2 separate regions of the Homo sapiens genome follow, and region 1 is linked to region 2. Evidence: chromatin loops called from intact Hi-C (ENCODE). Cell type or tissue: gastrocnemius medialis. All regions are shown on one strand. Links, peaks and the distances in the headings refer to the core of each region. The heading gives the core; the rest is flanking DNA. Region 1 overlaps BNC2 (basonuclin zinc finger protein 2). Region 2 overlaps BNC2 (basonuclin zinc finger protein 2).

The links. A loop is a pair of places that touch in the nucleus more often than their neighbours do. Peaks named below come from ENCODE experiments on the same cell type or tissue, not always from the same donor. Only the 100,000 strongest peaks of a DNase experiment are listed, where the experiment ranks them.
Region 1: a loop joins it to region 2, with 3 times the contacts of the local background. A loop is called at or near these places in 2 of 110 quality-filtered maps.

Annotation. Positions count from the first base shown.
Region 1 is chr9:16,792,448-16,797,838 of GRCh38, forward strand. All of the region lies in intron 1 of BNC2 (basonuclin zinc finger protein 2), which reads right to left. Among named protein-coding and RNA genes, the nearest start is that of BNC2-AS1, 68 kb to the left of the region's middle. RefSeq lists an enhancer at 3,389-3,890. In gastrocnemius medialis, for the core only: no CTCF peak of the experiment used is centred there; a DNase peak (open chromatin) is centred at 3,084; H3K27ac peaks cover 486 bases.
Region 2 is chr9:16,719,139-16,724,529 of GRCh38, forward strand. All of the region lies in intron 3 of BNC2 (basonuclin zinc finger protein 2), which reads right to left. Among named protein-coding and RNA genes, the nearest start is that of BNC2-AS1, 5.0 kb to the right of the region's middle. In gastrocnemius medialis, for the core only: no CTCF peak of the experiment used is centred there; a DNase peak (open chromatin) is centred at 3,043; H3K4me3 peaks cover 778 bases; H3K27ac peaks cover 2,349 bases.

The sequences.
Region 1 (5,391 bases), core at 189-5,188, 73 kb after region 2:
CAAACCTGATTCATATAATTCAAAGATCATTGCCAGTTAGTTCTGCTGGGAAATTTTCAGGTTTCTGGCAAAAGAACAAGGATGCACAATATGCAGAGATCTGAGAAGCTAGAAAGACCATTCCCAGTCTGCAGAAGGGGCCAAAAGAATAGTTCAAATACATTCAATTCCTTCAATTCTAGTGAGTAGAAGCATAAATACCAGCGGGGGGAACCAACTAAGAAATAAAGTTTACTTTGCAAGAAGAGGGAAAGAATTCGTATTTATCATAAGCGTATAAAAAAGCTAGAGTGCTATAAAAACAAGGTATGTAAAACCAACAAACTTCATTGACATTTTCAGTAACACTGACCCTGAAAGTTAATAACATTGTTTGCTGAGGTCTGATTTCACAAGGAATTCCATATGGAATAGGAACGTGGGAGCCTAATAAGGATGTATGATACAAAAGCAAAGGGATTAGTTAACTAAAATAAGTGGATTCCTCTCTAAATATAATCTACTCATAAGGATACATTTAGAACATTTGTATCTCATTAGGGGTATTAAGTGAGAAAAGATTCTCAATACCAAATAGTCCTAATTATAATTCATCTTAGGAAATAAAGTGAGTTTTCTTAACTAAAAGGGAAAACATACTGCAAGAAACAGCTTTAATATAACAACAGGATTGTCAACAAAGTCAGACACCAAAACAAATCCAATTGCCCAAAGGAATACTGTGAAAACTGAATAACTGCTCCAACAATACAATGTTTTTTTAGACTATTTCTCAACACTTTACATTCTTTTTTCTCTTATTATCAATCATAACAATCCAAAGCCGAAATCAGTTACCTAAGCAAAGAAAATCCAACTATAAACAGCAGAAACAAATTAAATTAATATAAACCATACAAACCAAACACGAATGTATTTACCCCATCACACCTTTCATCAAGGTTCTGCCAGTGGTGAAAATGACATGGTTAGGATATGACTTAACAAGCCAGTGAACATTTTCTTTGGGAAGGATCAATTCTAGTTTTCTTTTGTCCTTTTTATTTTTTTTGACAGGGTCTCACTACATCATTACCCAGGCTGGCCTCAAGGGATTCTCCTGCTGCAGCCTCCCAAGTGGCTGGGATTACAGGTGGGTGCCACTATGCCTGGCCAATTCTAGATTTCGATCCCACCCAAAGGGGTACTTGCCTTCCACATCTTTTTTTTTTTTTTTTTTTTTTTTTTTTTTTTTTTGAGAGGGAGTCTCACTCTGTCCCCCAGGCTTGAGTGCAGTGGCGTGATCTGGGCTCATTGCAAGCTCCGCCTCCCGGGTTCACGCCATTCTCCTGCCTCAGCCTCCCGAGTAGCTGGGACTGGGACTGCAGGTGCCCGCCACCATGCCCAGCTAGTTTTTGTTTTTTGTGGTTTTTGTTTTTTTGTTTTTTTTTTTTTTTAGTAGAGACGGAGTTTCACCGTGTTAGCCAGGATGGTCTCGATCTCCTGACCTCGTGATCCTCCCATCTCGGCCTCCCAAAGTGCTGGGATTACAGGCGTGAGCCACCGCGCCGGGCCTTGCCTTTCACATCTTGAAACAGAAAATTATTTAAATGATATACATTGGATTGTGTGACTTAGTTATAGGTTATAAAACAAGTGAGAGGTAGCACCCAGTGCTGGGTATCAGTGACATGGCTCTGCCTTTCTCACTGCAAGGTATTGTCCTCAGGCTGGCCAAGAAGGTCCATCTCCTCTGTAAGCATCTCAGCCACATTTCAAGCAGTGATGTGTTTTTTATTCCAGATGGGAAACTCTCACTACCGTCCCCCAGCAGACTTCCTCTTACAAAGTATTGGTCAGAACTTAATCACATGACTGCTCGTAAACCAATCACTGCCGAGGGGAATGCAATTATCATGACTGAGCTTTTTTCACATTAATCTTGAGATATCTCCTGTCTGTTCATTAAGACCAAGGCTCTCCTGTTTCCAACCGCCACCCCCAGCCACCTGGGAAGAGAGAGGTGGGATAGACATCATTAACAGGGTTGGCATTAAAATTCACCTCAATTATTCTAAAAGATCCGTATGACAACTGTAAAAGGGCTGTTTTTTGTAAAGATGCACTATAGTCATTATCATCATCTAGGCCTGGGTCCCTGTAACTTAAGAAAAACACTCCACCATTAGACAAACAAAGGCACCAGAATGCAATGAACTATAATACTTTACCCATTAGGTGAGTAAGAGCCAGTAAATCAAAGGGCTTTTAAAAAACACAATTCCTCAGCTAACACCATGAAGCAAAATTAACCATATTAGTTCTCTTCAATTTTACACTTTTGGGGGTTTAGACCTCTCAATCACTCCAGATTTGTTTTTCAAAAAATTAGCTGTCCTTTTTCATTTACACAATTTTCCCCTTCCTCAAGAAGAAGTGTCAGGCTCAAATTACAACAGCTTATCTGATGGGGGAAAAAAAAAACCCATGCAAGATATATTCCTATATTTGGGCCTTTAGTGATAAGTTCATGATAAAGGAAAATACAAATACTCTCTCCTCCTCCATGCCCACGAACAGCCCAAGACTTGGAATCATTCTTCACAGGGTTCACTCACTATCCAGTCCAACTCTCAACCTCCCTAGGCCTTTAGCAGATCCAAGAAAGATGCAATCCTCTCAAGTTTCCAGAACAATGAGAATAAAAAGAAGGCTGACTAGAGTTGAAAACAGGAACACTGCCTGCATCTTTTCTCACTTTTTTTTTCAGGGAGTCCTTTAAAGCAGTGTAGGCGGAAAAGAATAAGCAAAGGAAGTAGGAAGGTTCAACACAAGATAGTAAGGCGAACTCCACATGTGACCGGTCTTTCTACAGTCCAGAGACGCCCAATCTGCACGCCTCTACACACAACAGAACTGACACAAACAAATGATGACTGCTAACTGCTAATTCTGGCTTTTTTTTTTTTTTTTAAACACACTCCAGAAGTCATTGCAATACCGGAAACATTGGGAGACTGAGCCATCTGATGACAATTACAGGAATCCTGGAAGGGAAAGAATGCTCAAGGAAGGCCAGACGGCCATGCAATTATAAACCCTAGCTCAGCCCATGTCCTCTCCACACCCTCCACATCACTGCCAGCGAGAGGAGGATGGTGACACCATTAACCAACATTCCCAGGCTGATCCCAGGCTCACACACACTGCTCCAGAGAGGATATCATGATTTTGGTTTGCTTGGTTTTCTTATCCTTTGAAGTAAGACACTTCATGATTGTCATGAGTTTGGTTCCCAAGGGTGTGAGATTTATAGGAACCAAGACTTTTACAGTAAAGAGATGATTTAAAAGGCAAACCACTAAAAATGACAGTATGAAACTAAAACGTTTCCAAGTTGCTTTAATCCCTGAACTAATCCTTGCAGAATGCCAGGGAAAGAGGATGGGAGGTAAAGGTCATGGTTAGGAAGAGAAAAAGAGCTAACATTTACTAAGCACCTCCAAGAGCAAGCCACTTTCAGGATAAAGAAACCTTGCAAAGGAGAGAGCATCCAAGTCTAACCAGAACTAAGGCTCAGAGAGACAATTTACGCAGTCTCAAAGCTCTTAAATGAAGACAATGGAGTGAAGCCCCAAACCCATCTCACTTCAAAGCCCACACTCCTTCTACTAAGCAACACTGTTAGTGAGACAGCAGGTACATAAAACAGAGACAAAGCCAGTATGACACAAAATGGCATTAACCATTCACTATCTAACCAAGGCACAATTAACTTGGCTTCTTTCGTAAGTACTTTATATAGTTTTACATCCATTTCTTTTCAATTAATATAGCATAAGTATAATCCCATATAATTAAAAATTTCACAAAAGTCTAGTCCTTTAAATAACTACACCCTGATAGATTTCATAACTGATGTCTTCTAACTTAAAGCCCTGTGCTGACAGGACTAGGAAATTTAAAACATTTGAAATAGTACATATTTAATGAAGAAGTCTCAGGAAGCAAGGAAGTATAGGAGACTGCTTAATAAGAAATCATGAAAGGCAGGAGAATGGTGTGAACCCAGGAGGCGGAGCTTGCAGTAAGCCGAGATCACGTCAATGCACTCCAGCCTGGGTGACAGAGTGAGACTCCGTCTCAAAAAAAAAAGAAAGAAAAGGAAAGGAAGGGAAGGGAAGGGAAAGGGAAAGGGAAGGGAAAGGGAAAGGAAAGGAAAGAGAAAAAAAAAGAAAGAAAAGAAGAGAAAAGAAAGAAAGAAAGAAATCCTTATTCCATAGAATTCCTGCTGTTTCAAGAGAATGTACTTGAGTAGAATCGTATTTGACAAATCTTTATAAATGGGAAACATTATCTATAAACACACACACAAGTGTACAAAAATTCAAATTAGGATTGCTAACTACCATTTATTTATCTTCAACTAATGCCTTTTGTGGGTCTCTGTACAAGGTCAAATACTGTCAAATTTTCCTTAAATTGTCGCAAGTTGAACACTTGCTTCAGTCTGTTAGCAAAAGTGGGGCTTCTACGATATGGCACAAAACAAGAGGTAGCTTTTGTTAAGGTAGCTACCTGACTACCTCACAAAATATGGTGTTGGTAGTAATAAAGTGCAACAGGAATGATAAAAGTAAAAATGATGATGATGACAATAATGGCAGCTTTCATTTACTATATCTTTCTCAGTGTCTGTCACTATTCCTAAAGCTTAATATAGATTTTTTTTTACTTAACCTTCTCTAAATCCCATAAGGTAGCTACTACTATTATCCCCAAAAAGTAACAAGCAAGTTGAACTCAGAAAACTTGAGTTCAAGTCCACACTTGGCTCTAATAAGCTGGAAATAGCTTCATCTTTCTAGATACCCAACTTCTCCACTATACAATGGAAAGGATGAGGTTGGGGGCACTGTAGATTAAATGAGCTCCTCTGTACTATAGATTTGACATCCCTCTGAAAATACATATATGCCCCTCCCAATCCATGGCAAACACACATCACTAAACAATCATGCCAGTGAATCTCATTATGACTTCACCATCTTTCACAGCACAACACACTAGGAAGTTACTAACAATCAACATGAGCTAGCTTTTAAAATGAAACCTCGTTGGCCTCTTAAGGATGACACAATATCACCTAGCTGGAGGCTAGGTATGCATCTAGTAAGAGTGTCACACAAGTCCAAAAGCTAAAGTTTGGCAACTTAAAATTTGAACACCAAGATGAGATTGAGTCTGTCAATATCTGGTATCCAGCTGAAAAGTCTTAAAAGAAACTGGGGTTTCTTGCCACCCTAGAAACCAGCAGACCTAAGTAGTCACATATCCCCACCAAAAGTTGCCCAGGGCAACAAATGATACAACTCCAGTCTACCAGTGTGGCATGAAAATTTATGCCATGTC
Region 2 (5,391 bases), core at 131-5,130:
AGGGACACTCTCATGAATATGCTCAGTGTATAATTACTCCCCATATCTTGCCGGTGACATCCCAGCCATGTCCACTGACCTCCAGCACTGGCAGAGGGCGCAGTAGTGGGCAGCTTTCTTAATCTATGCCTGATCAGGTGTCCCAAATAGCCACCCTAATGATTTAAATCAATGAAATTCTTCTTGATTTAAATGTTAATGGAAAGGGAAAAAAATTATTAAAATCCTCTAATGGAGATTCTCATTTTAATATTAGTTTTGTTATTATTTTAAGCCAGCTGAAAGCAATTACTTGTTGTCATGTAAAACGTTCACTAACCTGTTATCTTCCTTTTCAGACACCCAGTTCAGGTACTCCGATCATAAAATGTGAGTTCTGAAGAACTGTCTAGAGAACCAATAGCCACTAAAAGACACCTTAATAAAGTTGAAAAATTCATGACAGTCTCAAAAAAGCACAGCAGGTAACAATATTGAAAGCTATGTCTTTCCCATACAGAATATGTTTCAGTCTTGTCAATTTTAACAATCTGTATGCCTTGTGAGACAATGGGTTAAAATTTATTAAATACAAAACAAGAGTGAATCCTCCTCATGTGTTATGTATACTGCATGCTTTAAATTTTAATTTCATAATACCATCCATTAATACTGGTCCTACCATCATTTCAAGTCCTTTTTTAAATGTTTCTGTTAACTCTTACTAGCTGCAGTTTGTCTGAAAGAATCATCCCTTCAACCTACTGCACTGCCCTTGGTATCTTTTCCTTCTTGTAGGGAAATAAGCTCGTGTAGAAGTCTAACTGCACAAAATAATAAGTCCAAGAATTAGGTTTTTAAAAGAAGAAAAAAGGAAAGCAAAATCTCTCTTCAACTAAGTACTTTCTTATACAGGCTAAGGATCAAATTGAGCTGCCTTTCAGCACCTCTGAATGATAAGCCAGGGCCCCTGGTTACACGTTTTTATCATGCCCTTACTCAAAGAACCCTTCTACAGCAACACTCGAGACAGTCCTGTCAGCACTCACAGAGGACCACACCTGAGGGTGGCACCTCTCTCTCATGCCTCTGCCAGAATGATGTATTGGCAAAAGGGTATTTATTCAATTACTGCTACGTTTCAGGTGCATTTCAATTCTCTTCTATTAAGGCAAAAAGGGCCAGTGAAAGTAAGGAGGAATTCAGAATGAGAGAGATGAGAAGAAAAGAGAATAAAGTGAGAAAGAAATTACCTCTATGAGAAAGGAAATAGGAACAGAATAACCTTGTATTTAGGTCATTAAGTAAATTTCTGCCAACCAAATATGAATGAGATTTATAAATCAACACCACTCAATGACACATAAACCCTAAAGACAGTAGCGAAATAACATTACAGTTCAAAAGCATTGAGTAAATAAGACGTCAGATATGCTCAAGAGAATCAGTTGTTTCAATGAGTAACTTCCTACTGTTCAAGATTATTTTCATTTTCTTTACAGAGAGAAATGAAAAACTGATGGGCTTAATTAAAGAAAAACAAAAGGATATTATTTTGTTGTTAAAGGATCAATTCTTTTTTTTAATCGGAATGATGATTAATAAGTTGAGAATTTGGTTCCTAAACTAGCCAATTTGAGTAATGTGTTGTTTTTCCACAAGCATTTCCATTAAAGAAAGCTCTATGAATGAAGAAAACATACAGCGATTCCTCTCTTCTCCTGATCTCTGCACTTCGTGGCATGAAATGCTACATACAGCATTTGAACAGAATGACACTGCACACTGTCTCCACCCAAATGAACTCCAGTCATAAATTTTTCACCTGAGGGTTTGAATGTACACTGTGAAATCTGCGAGGCTTCCTACAGGGAACGCACAAATTAAAAAATAATCAATACTTTTATTTTTCCTATTCGTTAAACTTTCTTTAAACCTGGGGAGAAAGATGGCAGTACAGGTCAGGCTCAATGAGGAGGAAATGTGGGGACCCTGGATGTCATGGCCCCAGACATCATTTCTGGGATGCCATCTGCACATTTTAAAACTTCTTAGACCTTGAGCTGCTTAGCAGATTTTTTTCATCTTATTTTTCCTGCATCTTTACCAGTTTTTCTTATAGGAAAACATTCCCTCTATTACCCAATGTTTTGTTTCTATGTGAGGATATAAAGGCTGTTGTTCCTGAATTATGTCTCTTTTCCTTTGTTTCTCTAAAGCTTAAAAATAGATGTCAGTTTCTTGAAAGGGTCTTTGACTCCCTTTCTCCTGTCTCCAGGGTCCTTACAGTAGATGAAGATCGCCCAGCAAAATGTAGAAGCCAGCTGCTTTTCTGGAAATAAAAAATGGCATCAGCTTTGGCAGACAGTAGTGAGATCCATCACTTCCTAGGACCCCCAAACAATCTTCTGACCAAGGTCTGGAGAAGGGTGGTCACTGAGCAGCACCATAAACAGACCACAAAAGCGTACCACCAAAGGTACAAGAGGATTTTCAAATGGCGAATTATTTCTACACGCATAACAAACCAGGCTCCAAACCTACCGTGAAAGGAAATCTTGGAACATTATATTCCATGTTCTTTGGACAATAACAAGCAGGGAATCCCACAGAAAATTTCTCTCACTGAAAAAGTCAACCTACCCGATTCACTCTGTTTTCTCTACAACCACAAAGTTCTCTGACAGCACTCTGGGGGGAAAAAGGAGTTAATTCCTAGATCGATTCAAACACTAAGGTTCAAATTATAGACACAAGCTAAAAACAAATTCCAATTTCTTTTCCTCTTTCCTTTTGATATATGTGCTAATCTAGAGTGCCAAGTTCAGAAAATACCTCTTGGGCTATACAGAATCATTAGCTATTCACGTTTACAAGGAAAATCCTCTCAAAAGCTTTGCAGACAGATGACGGCAGATGCCCAATGCAACTTTTTTTAAGTGAGTGTGTGTAATGCATACAAGGTAGAGAGAGGGAGGCACCAGAATTTGTGTTTTTCATTCAAGTGGATGACGCCAGCTCACTATCTGTAACGGACTGTTCCTTTGGAATCAGCTCCCTGTGTCACAACGACCTGGCAAACTTGAATGCTTTCACTATCACTGGAGTCCTTGCAATCCTGCCTTGGTTGTGACCCATTCACTTCTGCCCCAACTTCTCAGAGATGCCTTACTCAGCATCTAATTAGTCAGGGAGGATTTGCCGTGGCTCTTAACCCTGACATGGGAGTGGGAGGATGTGCTGCTGTGGCAGCCCAAATCTGTCCTGTCACTGCATTAATCAGATTTCCATAAAGCTATGCATGAATAATTGGATTTATCAGTGAATGTGAATATACACTCATAAATATAATTATAAAAAATACCTACAATTATAGATAAGATATCTGCACCTTAGAGGGATTTATTTTTCAACTGCAGTTACTTGGCTCACCTTAGCAAAAGGCTTTACAAATTACACAAACATAATAGACCTGTTTGCAGATGACAGAAAGGTGAGAAAATTAAATAATTTCAAAACGATCACCTACTGTGTTCAAATTCATTTAAATGAATCATGTTGAAAATAAACTCCAAATTTGTGCACAGATTTTTAACATATACAAAATACACACCTGAGAATATGTTTGTGCATGCTTTACTTGCGTTAACGTTTACATGTACATAGAATACCATATATATAAACTGTTACTTTCCCACTGCATTACAAATGAGACGGTATCTCTTATGTGAAGTCTGCATGTTATCCATAGACCTTCAAAGTTTAGGACAAACCAAGCACCTGTCTCTATGCTACAATTTGTATCTTAACAAATACAAATACCCAAATATTCCTACTTTAGTGTTACATTATCAGACAATATACTGAGAATTATATTTGAATATATGTCTATTGTTAAAAATAAAACATATTACCACTCAAATTAAGAGGGGCCTAAATTGGAGGTCGTAGCCTAGTAATTCAACAGGCTAAAACTGCATGCCTCTTAATATAAATATTTATTTTAGCATTAAGACCACAAGTTTAGTCAATTTAATCCTTTTTTAGTAAGACAAGATCATCCAAACATACTAACTGTAAGGAAGGGAGTAAAAAATGGAGAAAACTGCAGAAAGCAAGCTAGGGATGGATGATGCCTGGCAATGAAAGTCGTTTTCAAAGACCATTAACTATCAGCTGCTTTACTCAGGGCTTTGATTAAATAAGAATATACATCCTATGTAAAAAGGGATGTCTATTTGAGTGGGACAGAGTTTAGAATAAAAATGCGTTGTATGAACTATAAAGAAGACCCAAACCACAATGTACAACTAGGCGTCTGACTTGTAATACTATATATATATATGCCTTTTAAATGACTAGTGAATAAATACTCAAAAAAATTGGGGGGGGGGACAAAAACATTTTCATTTAAAAATATAGATTCCAGAAACTGAGATTGTTGGCCTATATGAATAGAAAAAAAAGATTTCTTGAGGAAAATTCATATTGAGCACTGTTTTAAATGGATTCTAGCAATGTTATTATACATTTCTTATATTTTATTTATCATTTCTCTGAAAGGTGCTAGATTTTTATATTAGTAAGAAAGTTTGCTTTTACTCTGTCATATCTCTGGTGAGCAGACGCTCTGGTATTAATGTAAATCGTTGATTTAATTTTTAGCTTTCTTGGTTTGCCCCTCACCTATCTAAAAAATGATTTCTCTGGTGATAACTAACACATCATGCTAATGAGAGAATCTAATGCACAATAGAAAAATGTCACTACTAATAATATTTGCATGAAGTTAAATAAAGCAACTGTAAGAGAATGTCAGACAGTTGTTCTTTAATAAGACACAGTTTCACAATGAAATTATGTTGTTAATTTTGTTACATCATCGGGTGAATCCTAAATTACTACATAATGATGCAGAGAGTCATTTATAATCCTAACTTAGTATTTCACTCAAGTATGAAAAAAGACCTTATTAAGGGATCTACATTTTATTTGAAACAGGTTAAATATACCTCACCAATAATAAAAGGTAAATGTCTCTAGTAACACATTAAATGTGGGCTATAGCTATATACCTTTATGGTTTCCTTTCTAAAAAGATTTTTAAATAGACTGGACTATTACATCCCTTGAGATAGCTACAAGAATTTTATTTACTATTCTCTCAAATGCACAAAATATTTATACAAATAGAAGAATTGCCTCCTCAAGTGTGATTAAAAAAAAAACTTTGAAAAGCAAGCCTCATTTTTTGCTTTTAACAGTACCTTGTGAAACTAAAATAGGCAAAATAAGGTTCTTTCTCCACCTGTCACTGATCAAACTGATCCAAAGAAGAACTCCCTTTACACAAGTGTCATACCCTTTAATGTTCTCAAATACTCAGCTATATACATAGAAATAATTTGAGAA